Regions from separate parts of the Homo sapiens genome. Here region 1 is linked to region 2. A link is a contact called in ENCODE Hi-C or POLR2A ChIA-PET data. All regions are on one chromosome and are shown on one strand. Each heading gives the region's core, a stretch centred on a gene start or an enhancer-like site at or near the end of the contact. The rest is flanking DNA. Distances are from core to core; before and after follow the strand shown. Region 1 has its middle 48 kb from the start of EXOG. Region 2 overlaps SCN5A (sodium voltage-gated channel alpha subunit 5).

The links. Hi-C counts contacts between places; a loop is a spot of excess contacts on that map. ChIA-PET counts read pairs that join two places held with the same protein, here RNA polymerase II (POLR2A). Pooled maps may share reads with other maps.
Region 1: a map of heart right ventricle shows a loop between it and region 2 (5-fold over the local background). The contact joins two enhancer-like sites. A Hi-C loop is called at or near these places in 13 of 168 maps with a recorded cell type or tissue (Right ventricle myocardium inferior, cardiac septum, heart left ventricle and 2 more), 1 of 37 single-sample maps with no recorded cell type and 9 of 50 pooled maps. POLR2A ChIA-PET finds 5 or more read pairs at or near these places in 1 of 52 experiments (OCI-LY7).

The regions. Positions count from the first base shown.
Region 1 is chr3:38,541,195-38,547,697 of GRCh38, forward strand. No RefSeq gene overlaps it. Among named protein-coding and RNA genes, the nearest start is that of EXOG, 48 kb to the left of the region's middle. RefSeq lists enhancers at 920-1,456, 1,473-4,059, 2,198-2,699. Within about 2 kb of position 2,522, at least 4 of the 41 ENCODE cell types and tissues checked have a DNase peak (open chromatin) inside an H3K27ac peak, as active enhancers do; they include heart left ventricle and heart right ventricle, where a contact is called at or near this core.
Region 2 is chr3:38,575,385-38,582,108 of GRCh38, forward strand. It overlaps SCN5A (sodium voltage-gated channel alpha subunit 5), which reads right to left. Exons shown (of 28, transcript NM_000335.5): 17 at 5,547-5,987; 18 at 3,950-4,108; 19 at 1,277-1,397; 20 at 1-67. Among named protein-coding and RNA genes, the nearest start is that of SCN5A, 71 kb to the right of the region's middle. RefSeq lists enhancers at 2,978-6,112, 4,903-5,403, 6,370-6,724. Within about 2 kb of position 3,892, at least 3 of the 41 ENCODE cell types and tissues checked have a DNase peak (open chromatin) inside an H3K27ac peak, as active enhancers do; they include heart left ventricle and heart right ventricle, where a contact is called at or near this core.

The DNA.
Region 1 (6,503 bases), core at 1,272-3,771, 36 kb before region 2:
AAAATCGATCAGTGATTGCCAGGAACAGCAGACTGACCATGAAGGAGATGAGACAACTTCTTGATGTGATGGAAATATTGTATATCTTAATTATGGTGATGGCTGTACTGCTTAAACATTTGTCAAAACTCATCAAACTGTGCATTTAAGAAGGGTGCCTTTTATTGTATATAAGTTATACTTTCCTAAAACTGATTAAAAAATAAAAACAATGGGCTGGGAAAGGGAAGAAAATAGGATGGTCATGGTCATCCTTATTGCAAAAGTGACCTCTAAGACTTGGAAGAGGAAGCAGGGGAGCTAGGGCTGATCCCTGGGGGAAGAGCATTCCAGGTGGGAGGGAACAGCCAGTGCTTCAGTGCCAGGCCAGGACATGCTTGGCCTGCTCAGGAACCTGTAAGGAGTCGGTGTTGCTGAAGTGGAGCAAGAGGCCGGCCGTAGCGGGGCTCAGACAGGCAAATGGGCAAGGGATGGATCAGGGCTGGGTAAGGGCTGGGTAAAGGCTTTTCCTCTGGGTGAGATGAGGCTGCTAGAGGGCTTTCAGTGAGCGTGATCCGACTTGATTTTAATAGGACCACGCTGGCTGCTGTGTTGAGAGCCCGCTGGGGACAAGGACCAGTGAGGAGGCCACTGCAAGAATCCAGGAGAGAGATGATGGCGGCTCAGACCAGCGCAGTGGCCTGGTTGAACTTGGGATATATTTCGAAGGTAGAGCCAACAGGATTTCCGGCCGGATTGGATGTAGGGTGTGAGAAACAGAGAGGAGGCAAGGATGACGTCAAGGGTTTTGGCCTGAGCAGCTGGAAATCCAGCCGGGCACCCCCGTGGGGGCTGTTGAGTGGTTTTAACTGTCTCCTGGGGCCTGTGGGTGAAGCTGAGACAGAGACCGAAGGGAGGGGCTGAGCCCTACCCCTGGCTCTGTGGCTCAGGGAATAGGCTGCACATACTGATTATTCCATTACCCTTTATTTATTGGCCTTATTGGCTTTTGTCATTTCCTTGTCTCCTGTCTGGAGTGACAGCTATAAATGTGATAGATTGATACAGGATACAGGAGCCCCAATTATCTCTCTTAAACCGGCTTCTCTTAAACAGGGAGGGCTCTCGGGCAAGCTGTCCCTGCCCTCTGCCTTCTTTGCCACAAGTCCTACAGTCTTCCTTACAGAAGTGGCCTGGTTCTGCCAGGGGGGGAGCGATGCCTGGGAGGATGAGTGGCAGACATGGGCCCCAAGGGGAGATGGCTCCCAGGACAAATACTGGAGGCAAGTTCGGCCCCCTGGCCAGTCGCACCAAGGATCCCAGTGCACACTCCCTGATGCTCTGCCTCACACAGAGGCCAGCACAGAGTGGGGCAGGCGGGAAGACAGGACATACTGCTGGCTGCTCAGCCCACATCCGGGGAAGGGGGCTCCACTCTGACCTTGCATGCCTTTCTGGAATCCGAGCCGGCCTGTCTGTCCACAGAGGCTGGGATGATGGGGCTTTTCTCTCCGGCAGCAGGTGCCTGGCAGCTGCCCGGGGATGCCAGCTCCGTGAGCTGGCATGGGAGGAAGTGCTTGTCAGGATGGTCATTACACGTGCTGGGCTCAGGCTGGCCTGGCCCCGACCCCTGCCACTCAGGCTGGCTTGGGATACCCACATGAGGATGGCGCTTCCTGAAGGGACCCTGGGGTCCCTCTGGGATGCCCTCGGATGGAGCTTGGCAACTGCCAGCCTTTAAGTATCATTTCTGAACTAAGTTCCTCACCCATCCTCTCTGCTTGACTCTTCTCTGGCCTGTCTGCCTACCTCTGTCCCTGGGAAAGTCCTGAGGGCCCTGGCCCAAGGAGGTTTGGGACAGGAAGCCTGACATTCATTCTCGGGATTTGAGGCATCTCCCTGTGCCCCTCCTCATCCTTGACAGACTGACTACAGCCTCTGTGCCTTGCATGTGCACAAGTGCATGGTGAATCCACACGTGTTTATCTGGCAAGAATTTCAAATGGTCCTGTGTCTGACCTCCTTCCAGAAAAACAGAGTGGAAGGTGGGACTGCTGGTGAGAAAAGGGGCAGGAAACTTGAGGGGACAAGAAGGGTTCAAACGGAGGAGCAGGTCCAGGGGAACTCAGCAGAGAGTGAATTGGCTGATCAATCAGTTTGTTTCTTCTGCAAACATTCCCAGCTCCTTATCTGTGCCAGGTGCTGGGGCAGGGGCTGAAGACTGTGTTATGAACAAACAGGTCTGGCCTGGCCTTGCACAGCCCTTAGACTCACAGGTGGGCTGCACAGTAAGTGTGCTTAGAGCAATGGTGGGGTGCAAAGGTACCGTGCCAGCACACACAGACTCTCAGAAGCAGCCAGGGGCAGGAGACGCTAGTTCCTGCTGTTCCTCTGAGCCCATCAGTGGCTGCCCTTTGGCATCTTTGCCACCACACCCTTGCCTCACTCTCAGTTGCTGTCCCCAGTTGCTGTCTCTGCCTGTAGGAGTGCCTGGGCTTCTGTCTCCCTGGCCCCTCCCAACCTCCTGGGCTTTGAGTCTCGTGGCCATCAGGGCTGATATCGGAGGAGCTCCTGGCACGGGGGTAGGGAAGCTGCCAACACTGCTGTGGCCCCCAGGGTGAGAGCTGACGTCTGTCCAGGAGCATCTCTCTCCCTGCCAAGGGCTGAGATCTCTGGGCTGCATGCTTTCCCGCTGACACAGGAGCCAGCATCCGTCACTCACAGGGCCACCCGCTGCCTGGACCCCAGCCTCACCCCAGAGTGACCCAGTGACAGCTGCAGCCTTGCTGCAAGCACAGGCCTCCTCTCCCTGCCTCAGCCACTTCCCAGGCTCACTCACTCCTTCCAGGTGAACCCACCCACATCCCAGGCCAGGTGAGGGCCCACCTCAGGCAGCCAGGGAAGACCCCACCCAAGGGGCCGAGAAGCGTGGGCTCCAAGCCTTGGTTTCAAGAACAATGCGGGAAGCTGCCCGCTGGCCCAGACCAAGGTGGTAGTTAGGATCCCTGGAGCTTGTGAGAAAGACCTGACTCCCCTCACAGCCTCACAGTGGGGTCCCAGCCTCCAGCTTCCCTCCTTTCCTCACACATAATAGTCATTGAGTTACCACCATGTGCCAGCCACTGAGCTAGTCCCGGGATGCAGTACTGAGTAAAGCAGACATAGACTCTGTTCTTGTGCTGCTTTTAAGTTTTTTTCACTGAGGTTCCTAGTAAGAAGTTTATTTTCTATCACTCACCAGGATACACACATGGGCACTCACCCACATTTTATATAGAGCTGAATCAACAGTTTCTCCAAACAACACTCACTCTTACCACATGGGATATACTGCTATTTTAAATTCTGATATTCTTTTTAAAAAAAAAAAAACAAAAAAAAACTGGACATAGTCTGCCATTTGAAAAGCTCTCGTGTGGCTGGGGAAAGATGATTAGCCCAGTGGTGAATGGACTATCCCTGCCCCGGTGTGGACCAAGGAACCAATATCAGAGGTTTCAGGGCACCGAACCACATGCCTCTCCTATGAAGTTGGTTTACAAGGGAAATAAATGGCGCCACCCACTTGGGCCCCTAGTCACATCAAGGATATAAAAAGGGGTCTGAGAGAGTGGAGGGCTGCGGGACCCTGGGAGTCAGTTTCTTCGGAGAGAGCTGCTGCTGTGCTGTTTCCAGGACCCCAGCCTTCCCTTGCAGGAGGTTCTGGCAAGGCTTGTGGCAGGCACATACCACCTTCTAACTCTGGGCAGGCCAAGGGGGCTTCCAGAACTTCTCAGAGAGCTTTAAGATGTTGGAGACACAGAGAACTGGGCCTCCAGGATCCAAGAAAGCTCAAGTGGATGAGCGAGTGTGATCTGACTCCCGCCCTGGGAACCCAGAGGAAGGGTTGCAGGCCAGCTGCACTGGGGGTGGCTGCAGAGGGCACTGCTGTCAGGGCATGACCCCACCCAGAGTAGGTGGGGCAAGTGCTCCAACTGTTTCTTATGGGCCAGAGGTGGGCAGGCGAAGAGAGAGCCAGTGTGCACCACTGTGACAGGGCCACCTGGAGGGACAAGGGGTCTTGCCAGGAAGGGCTAGGCTCATGGTTCCCATGGGCAAAGGAAGACATCATAAGGGGGTACCCAGAAGAGAGAGCCCACAAAAATGCCTTGTGTGAGAGCATCCCTAACCATCTGCCTGGCCTGGGGAGGAGAAGCCACCAGCCACCCTGTCTCTGACAAGTCATGGGATCGAATGCTCTCCTGGCCTGGCTGAGTCTGTGTTTATAACACAAACTGACTGATTAGGTAAAATAACCTAAGACTGAGCTGCAAAGCTACAGGATCTGCCCGGGTTTTCTCCAGGGCCAGGGAAGATGATCGCCACTGAATAAAGCTAAAGAGACAGGAAGGGACAGAGACAAAGGCTGGGTTATATTACATCAGGGATTGTGTTTGTTCACATAATGACTTTGCAGGTATTTGCAAGGAGTGTGGAGGGCTGTGGCAGGGAAGCATCAAGAGTGGGGCACATGGTGGGGAGGGGACCGGGCTGTGTCAGGGGAGGTTCCCAGAGGAAGGGGCATTCAGGGAGGTCTGAAGGCTGAGTGGAAAGGAGAAGAGTGTTCTGGCAAGGCTGGGAGGAGGAGGAGCCTGGAGCCTTTGAGGGGTTGGAAGAGATGCTGTTACAGAGGTTGGCAGGACTGGGGAGACCTCTGAGGGGTTTGCCTTGATCCTGAGGCAATAGAAAGCCACTGTGCAGTCTTATCCAGAGGGTAATTATCTTGGATGAAAATATCACTCTGGTAGCTGAGTGGAGAAGAGTTTGGAATGGATGAGGTTAGAGGAAGGAGCTTCCCTGGTGGCCTCCATGAGGCGATATGCTGGCCTCACCCAAGGAAGGGACAATAAGATGGAGCCAAAAGGTGGGATTTGAAAGACACGAAGGAGGTGGAGCCAATGGGGCTTGGACCAGGTGAGGGGTGAGAGGTGAGGGCTGCATGCGGCTGAGGATGGATTTGTGGGACCACCTTCACAGATAGGCTCAGGGTGAGGCAGAGGAGCTCAGAGTTGGCTGGGCTGGGCCTGAAAGCTCTGGAGATGTCCAAAGTAAGCAGCTGAATCTGCTGGCCTGGGGATCCAAGGAGAGACCTGGCCTCAGGAAAAGATCAAGACTCTTCAAAGCCATAGGAGGGGAAAAGAACGTGTTTTCCACTCTTTCTGGGAGAGAGCACAGGGCCTAAAGAACTTGAACATTAGTCAGACACCAGAGGATGTTCTGCCAGGGGAGGCTGAAAAGGCACAGTCAATAAGATGGGAGGAGACACAGGCAACAAAATAAAAAATAGACAATGGAGTTCATGAAAATTAAAGTTTTGTGCATCCCAAGACATTATCAACAGAGTAAAAAGGCAACCCACAGAATGGGGAAAAATATGTGCAAATCATATATGTGATAAAGAATTAATATCCAGAATATATAGAGAACTTCTAAAAGTCAACGACAAAGAAAACAACCAAATTCAAAGGACCTGAATAGACGTTTCTCCAAAGAAGAAATACAAATGACGAATAAGCACATGAAAAGATATTCAGCATAACTGATCATTAGGGAAATGCAGATCAAAACTACAATGAGGCCGGGCACAGTGGCTCACACCTGTAATCCCAGCACTTTGGGAGGCCAAAGTGGGCAGATCACCTGAGGTCAGGAGTTCGAGACCAGCCTGGCCAAGATGGTGAAACCCCATCTCTACTAAAAACACAAAAATTAGCTGGTGGTGGCTGGTGCCTGTAGTTCCAGCTACTCGGGAAGCTGAGGCAGGAGAATCACTTGAACCGGGGAGGTGGAGGTTGCAGTGAGCTGAGATCGTGCCATTGCACTCTAGCCTGGGCGACAGAGTGGGACTCCATCTCAAAAAACAAAAAGCAAACAAACAAACAAAAAAACTACAATGAGATACCATCTCAGACAGATTAGGATGACTGCTATTTGAAAAAAACAGAAAATAACAAGAGTTGATGAGGATGTAGACAAACTGGAACCCTTGTGCTGTGGGAGACAGTATGGCAGTTCCTAAAAAAATTAAAAATAAAATTGCCATATGAAACAGCAATTCCACTTCTGGGTACCTACCCAAAAGAATTCAAGGCAAGGTCTCAGATATTTGTGCACTCATGTTCACAGTAGCATTATTTACAATAGCTAAAATGTGGAAGCAACGGAAGTGTCCCTCAGTGGGTGAGAGGACAAGCAAAATACATACAATGGAATATTATTCAGCCTTAAAAAGGATGTAAATTCTGAAAATTTATGAAAAAAATTAAGAAAAAATTCTGAAAATCCTGAAAAAAATTCCTAAAAAGGAAGGAAATATGTTGTGACCTGGATGAACTTTGAGGACATTATGGTAAGTGAAATAAGCCAGTCACAAGAGGACAAATATTGTATGATTCCACTTATATAAGGCACTTAGGGTAGTCAAATTTGTCAAATATTATATGATTCCACTTATATAAGGCATTTAGGGTAGTTGAATTTGTCAA
Region 2 (6,724 bases), core at 2,642-5,141:
CGCCACCAGACCTTCCCTGGGGCCTGTGTGGTGTCCACCGCACAGCAGGGACAGCGCCGGACACAGCCTATGGGAGAGAGTGAGGGTCAGGCCCACCTCAGGGCCTGTGAATGCCCACATCTAATGGCAGAAGGTTGGATGGTTGAAGAGATGACTGAGAGAAAGAGCTACGATGATGGGGGTGGCGAACAGGGCAATATGGTGAGCAGGGCCGTGTGAGCGAGGGCCGTGGGCACCACCCGTGGGGGCCACACGCTCTGCGGGCACTCTTTGAGGAGGATGGATGGACTGAGCACCCAGCGAGTGGGTGAACAGCCTGGCAGGTCTGGGCAGGGACAAGGCTGGGCTGGGATAGGTTCCAGCTTGTCCGCTGCTCATCTGGGAAACTGTCCCCCTGGGAAAATGGTAGGAACTCCTGGGCATTCCCTGGGTCTTCTCCATGTTTGTAGTTTCTGAGCCTTGGGAAGGGCAGATCCCTCAATGAGAGCCCCCATGGATGTGTCACATGGAGGGCAAACTCTCATTTTGTTTTTCTCTTTTTTTGAGATGTTTCACTCTTGTTGCCCAGTGTGGAGTGCAATGGTGCAATCTTGGCTCACTGCAACCTCCGCCTCCCGGGTTCAAGAGATTCTCCTGCCTCAGCCTCCTGAGTAGCTGGGATTACAGGTGCCTGCCAGCGCGCCCAACTAATTTTTTGTGTTTTTAGTAGAGATGGGGTTTCACCATGTTGGCCAGGCTGGTTTTGAACTCCTGACCTCTGGTGATCCACCTGCCTTAGCCTCACAAAGTGGGGATTACAGGTGTGAGCCACCGTGCCGGGCCAAGCTTATTTTATCCCCAGCTCATTTTATCCCCAGCTATCCTCCAAATATACCACCAATCCATAAAAGCTATAGATGCCAATCAACATGGCCACATGTCATCCCTGCCTCAAGGATTTACAGAGGGCCTACTATGTGTCAGGCACCGTGCCAGGGCCTGGTGGTACAGGAGCGAATTAGACCCAGACCCTACTGCTGTTGGGCATACAGTGGTGCCAACACACCACAAATACAGTGTCTCCAGTCCTTGGTGCAGCTGTCCAGCCCAGCACTCCATGGGCAGACACGTCAGGCAGATGGAGGAACCCCCAGGGTCACAGAGGAATGGAGGAGGTGGGCAGATATCTAAGGCAGGGTGTTGGTGCCACGTGGCCCTGGGCTCCAAGGAGCTGCTGGTCCTCCTGTCCCCTCTGGGTGGAACTGAGGCTAGGGCAGAGGGCTGCCCGGGCCATTACCTTCAGTGAAGCAGTCCTCTGGGTCCTTGACATCCTGGCCGAGGTCAGGGATCTGCTCCAGGAGCTCAGCGGTGTTGGTCATGTCTGCTGTGCTGCCCTCGGAGCAACTGTCCTCTGGGGTCTATGGACAGGGGTGTGGGACAGGGTGGGAAAGGGTGTGAGTGTGGGCTGAGTAGCAGCCTTTGGCCTCGAGCCCAGAGTCTGCAGGAGCTTAGGGCTCCCTGAAGGGAGGCAGCATCTTCATGACGCACCCTGGGACCTGCACAGAGCCACTTTTGCCTGTCAGGGCTGGGCCAAGGCTGGACCTCGGGGTTCCCGGGTCTGTGATTCTGGTCTGCTGGAGTCTAAGGCTGGGGTGTGGGGGCTGTGAAAGAGCTCTGGGAAGCCACTGGGGATGGGGACTGCATCTAGCTGGGAGCAAAACGGACATGGGGTAGCAACCTGGACACACAGTGGGACATGGACACATCGTGGTGGTGTGGCACACACAGTGGAAACAGGCATGTCACATCCAGAACAGAGTCAGAACCAGGATCCCGGGCAACACACAGGCAGCAAGGTCAGACCGCAGAGAACAGGCCAGCAACCCCACCCACACATTTTGCGCAGTTCCCGTGGGTTCTGGTGTGCTGGACAGAGCCCGGAGACTGAGAAGGTGATGGAGCCCTCCACTTCCTGTCCTTGCAAGTCTGCTGCCCTGACCTCAATAACTTGATTATAGGGAGGCTACAGAGAGGCATGTGCATGCAGGTGTGCCCTTGTGAGTGTCTGTGTGTGTCACTTGTGGGTGTGGGTGTAAAGGGGTGTTACAGGGGCCACTGTGGGTACCCTGCCCAATTCCACTACATAAGACCACTGCACCCATTCCCAGCCACTTGAATGCTAGCTGCTTAGCTGGCCCTCCTCCAGAAAATCATCTTCAGCTGGGGGACTGCCGTCCCAAGGGGTGGCCGGTGCCCAGCAGCCACTGATACAAGAATACAGAAGGCCAGCCCCTAGCCTTGAGTTGGGGCAATGCTGTGGTGCAATTCATGCCCCAGAGCTCTACTTGGGACAGGATGAGGCTGACTCCAGCTGGAAAGCCTTTCCGTAGCTTCCTTCTTTGCTTCATCCTGTTTCTCTTACTTTCTCCTGAGAACACCCCTCAACAAGTCATTTGCATAGGAATCCCTCTGCTTCTAGGGAACGGTACGTCAGGGGAGGAGTGTCAGTGAAGGAAGAAAATCCATCGTTTGCATCAGGTCAGGTCCAAAGACCCCATCTCCGCTGCCCCCGCCTCACATCATCTCAGGCTCAGGCTCCATTTAGAGAGGGGCTTGTCTGAATTCTTGGGCATGGCTATGCTCCTACAGCTGCCTTCTCTCTTCTCTTTTCCTTTGATGAATCAATCTGCTGATGTCTCAGGGGCTTCTTTTCCATTTTTGAGATCTGTGATGGGAAAGGGGTGGATTCTGGAGGGAAAACAGAGCCTACTGCTCAGAGAAGGTGGATCCTTGGCCAGAGAGGTGAGGCTCAGTCTTTTGTGGTCCCCCATGGCATTGAGGGTTCCTTCCCCTCTCCTCCTAGCTCAGCTGGGGGATGAAAGGAGTTGGGTGATGAAAGGGGCAGGCCAGAGGAGAGCAGCATGCTTATTTTTTCTTTCCAAACACTGGAGCCGTCTGAAGTCCATGGGGCTGTCATGTGAGAGGACACGTTCTCAGGTCCTACTGCAGGTGAGACGAGGGAGTCCCTTTCCCGGGAAAACTCCAGCCTGTTTCTCCTTATATAGGCTCCCCCATGAACTGATTTGAAGAAAGGAAGACTTATAAAATTCATTCAAAGGTTAGCATCCGTGTGAGAGAGCCACTTCTCTCCCATGGCATTTTGCCTCTCTCCTGTGTCTTCCTGTCCCCACATGCCTTCACAGCTCAGACCATCAGGGGAAGAACCGTGATCTGCACAGTCAGGAAGATGACTCCAGTAGGCCCTTGTGCTCCAAAAACTGACCATGCTTGCAAAGCTCACATGGGCCCATCTCACAAAAGAGGAGAAGGCACAAGTGCTGGACGGAGTGAGGTCAAGCTGCAGGACAGTGGCCACCAAGCACTCTGAACACGTGCCCTCCACCTTCCGTGGGCTAGATGTGAGTGAGGCTGGGCGGCTTAGTCAGCAATGCCACAAGCCTTTTGCTCAGGGGTTGCGAACTCCAATGCTTACAGAATCAGGCGGGTAACCTGTTCACCATGTTGGCCAGGCTGATCTCGAACTCCTGACCTCAAGTGATCCACCTGCCTCGGCCTCCCAAAGTATTAAAATTACAGGCGTGAGCCACCGTGCCCAGCCTCCTGAAGTCTTCTTTGGATGGGGAGATTCACAGGACAAACATTTGCCAAACAGGACCAAAACACAGGGATGGAGTATGTGGAGAGGGTGAACACATGGAGGTAGTGGGTTAGTCCTGCATCAGAGTTTGGGACCAGAATTTCCAGAATTTCCCATTGGCCCTGGGCCCTGTACCGTCTCTCCCCTGTCAGGACAGGGATGCCCACCCTCCCCTCTGCAGACTGGTCTTCCACGCTGCCTGTGACAGTGGCTGTGGCTCCCAACAGCAAATGCAGGCATGCACCTCTCACAGCCTGGCTCTGACCCAAGCAGCGGCGCCCAGCTGGCTTCAGGGACAAAGGCATGCATTACCTCACCGCACCCTGGGGCCTGGGGTTCCGCTTTCCACTGCTGCCGCCAGTCGGCCTGAGATGCACTGGCCTCGGCCTCAGAGGAGGCAGTCGCTGACACCTGGCTCCAGGTCCTGGAATCCGGAGGGGCCTCTGGGCCACCGGACACAGGCTGGGATTCCTGCTGAAAAGACCCCAGCCTATGAGCTGAGTCCACACACCCAGCCAGAGGGTCTCCAGGGCCCTGACCCTGGGGGTTTCAGACCCTGCCCATGCATCTGGGGCATTGCCTCCAGCTGTCTTCATGGGGCCTCCATCTCACTGAAGACTCCTCCCTCAAGGGGCCTGAGCAGGCAGGTGGGAGGCTCCTGGTAGGTCCAAGCAAAGGGCCTAGAGACAGGAAGCCCCTGGCCGGCCTGGCATAACTCCCCCTCCCCAGACTCCCTGGAAGGGTGCAGCTGGGCCACGATGCCCAGCTCACAAATGCTGGCCACTGTACTTAGGAAGGTCACACTGACTTCCCTCATGAATCCCTGTGGCACTCCCGGCTTGCGTGCGCGCACGCGCGCGCACACACACACACACACCCCCACACACACCACACACACCCAGGAGCCAGAGTCAATGGGCTCAAGAGAAGGAACAGAGAAGGGAAATGAGAGACAGCCGGAATTCCCCTCCTGTGCTGGAGATCATTGGAAACTGTGGTCCTGGCAACACCAACACTCCCTCTCCCTGAGCAGACATTGCCACTGCCCCGCAACCTGACTTGAAAGGGTGGCCTCTGGGACCACAGGGAGGCAGGAGGATGTGAAACCAAGCCCAGAGCCTTAGATCAAGTTCCACACATGGGGAGCAGCTGCTCTCCACAGCCAGGCCCAGCCAGTGCAGGCCCAGAGGAAGCAGCCAAGATGGGCCTGACTCAACAGGGAGAACACTCCTGGGGGCTTGACCTAAAGCCCTGAGAAGAAGCCATCTGAGCCTGGCTCAGGCCAAGGGAGAACGGAGGGGAGGGGAGGGGTGGGCCCTGCCTGCTTTGTGCAGACTCTGGTCCCAAGTGTTAAAAATAACAGGTTGCGAGATAAGATAGTGCTGTCCCTGACACCTCAGTCTTAGGGATGCTTATTTTTAAATCTCAGAATGAGCCCTGGGTGTGGGAGGAGGGGAAGGGGCAGTCTGGAGGTCAGAAAACCATACTTCTCTTTCGCCAAGACACTCTACCTTGCCAGTCCTGGAGGGGGGACAATGGTCAGTGTGGGAACTGGGGGCTAGAGGCTCTGTTCTAAACTCATGAGGAACACCCAGCAAGTCTCTCTTGCCATGCCTCCGTTTCCCTGTCTGTACAATGAGCTCCCCATGCCCAGCCAGGGCATGAGTGGTGGATAGCAGCCCCTCCCCAGGTCAGCTTCTGGACTGAGTTAGGAAGGGAGGGTTGAGGGCTGGTCTCAGCACCCCTCTGAGAGGCTGGCTGTTGTGGGGAGGGCCTGCCTTCTACCCCTACCCACTGCCAAGGCAGTCTGGGAGGGGAAGCTGCTTTGAGAGAGGCTGGGTGGCCCGGACAGCAGAGCTCTGGGCCCTGTATATGTAGGTGCCTTATACATGCAGGGGTGAGGGCCCACCTGCTTGCTGGACTCCTCCTCCGTGCCCAGGCTGTTCTCCTCATCTTCTTCTTGGTCATCTGTGTCTGACTCGGCCACAGCGATGGGCACACACACGGGCTCTGGATCCCCGGGGGTGCCCTGGCCTGGTTGCTCGCCTTCCTCAAACCGTGTTTCCTTGCGGGTGGGAGGCACCTTCTCCGTCTCTGGGGGTGGCGGGGAGTAGGGGGTGGCAATGCAGCTGGGCAGCTGGCCCTGGGCGGCAAGGGCTGCGGGCTTCTGAGGCCGCTGCCGCAGGAGACCACAGCAGAAATCCCAGGTGGTCCGCTTGACAAAGCGCAGGCCCCTCTGGATGCGGGCCAGGGCCAGCTGGAGGTTGTTCATCTCTCTGTCCTCATCAGGGGCTGTGAGGTTGTCTGCACTGAAGGAGCTGAGCAGCAAGGCCAGGAAGAGATTCAGGACCTGTCGAGATAATGGGTCAGGCTCACCAAGGCACTGCACCATGCCAAGCCATCCAGTCCCAGTTCTATGATGGGGAAACTGAGGCCCAGAGACCTTTAAGACTGCCTGTGACAAACAGCTCCGAGGCTTGAATCCAGGGCCCTGAGCCCTCATCCTAACCCCTCATTTTATTGAATGTGGAAGGTTTGGCTATAAAAGAAAATACAAATTTGAATCCCTCTTTCCAAGGGCCCAGACACAGTCTGAATTGAGGATGTCGTGTCCTGGCTCAGGTTCAATGGGAGAACTATGCGTGCATTCAGTGTCAAAGCGAGGGGCTAGCACAAAGTCACACACATTGAGCCCTGTCTTGGCACCAGCGGCTTCTACATGCAAGCCTTCTTCTCCCTTTACCTCTTCCTGCTGCCTTAGGAGTAGTGAGGGGCAGTGGGGTCAGGATGGGCACAGGTCTCCTTCCTGGGAAGTGTGAGTCCAGGGACAAGACAGAATCCCACCGAGAAGCCACACAGAGCTTTTGGGACTTTGTTGGAAAGAGGAGGAGCAGTGACCTGCCTCTGAGTTCCCTATTGAAGCCAGCTTGGTGCTCAGAGGCCTGGGGCTGCTGCTGTAGGGCACACACTACCTGAGGCCCAGGTCTGCCACACTTTCCAGGTGAGGGACGCTGGGACAGGGCAGAGAAAGGTGCAATAGCTGGAAAAGAGGTCAGGAAGGCACAGGCAGCCTTCAGGCATTTGGAC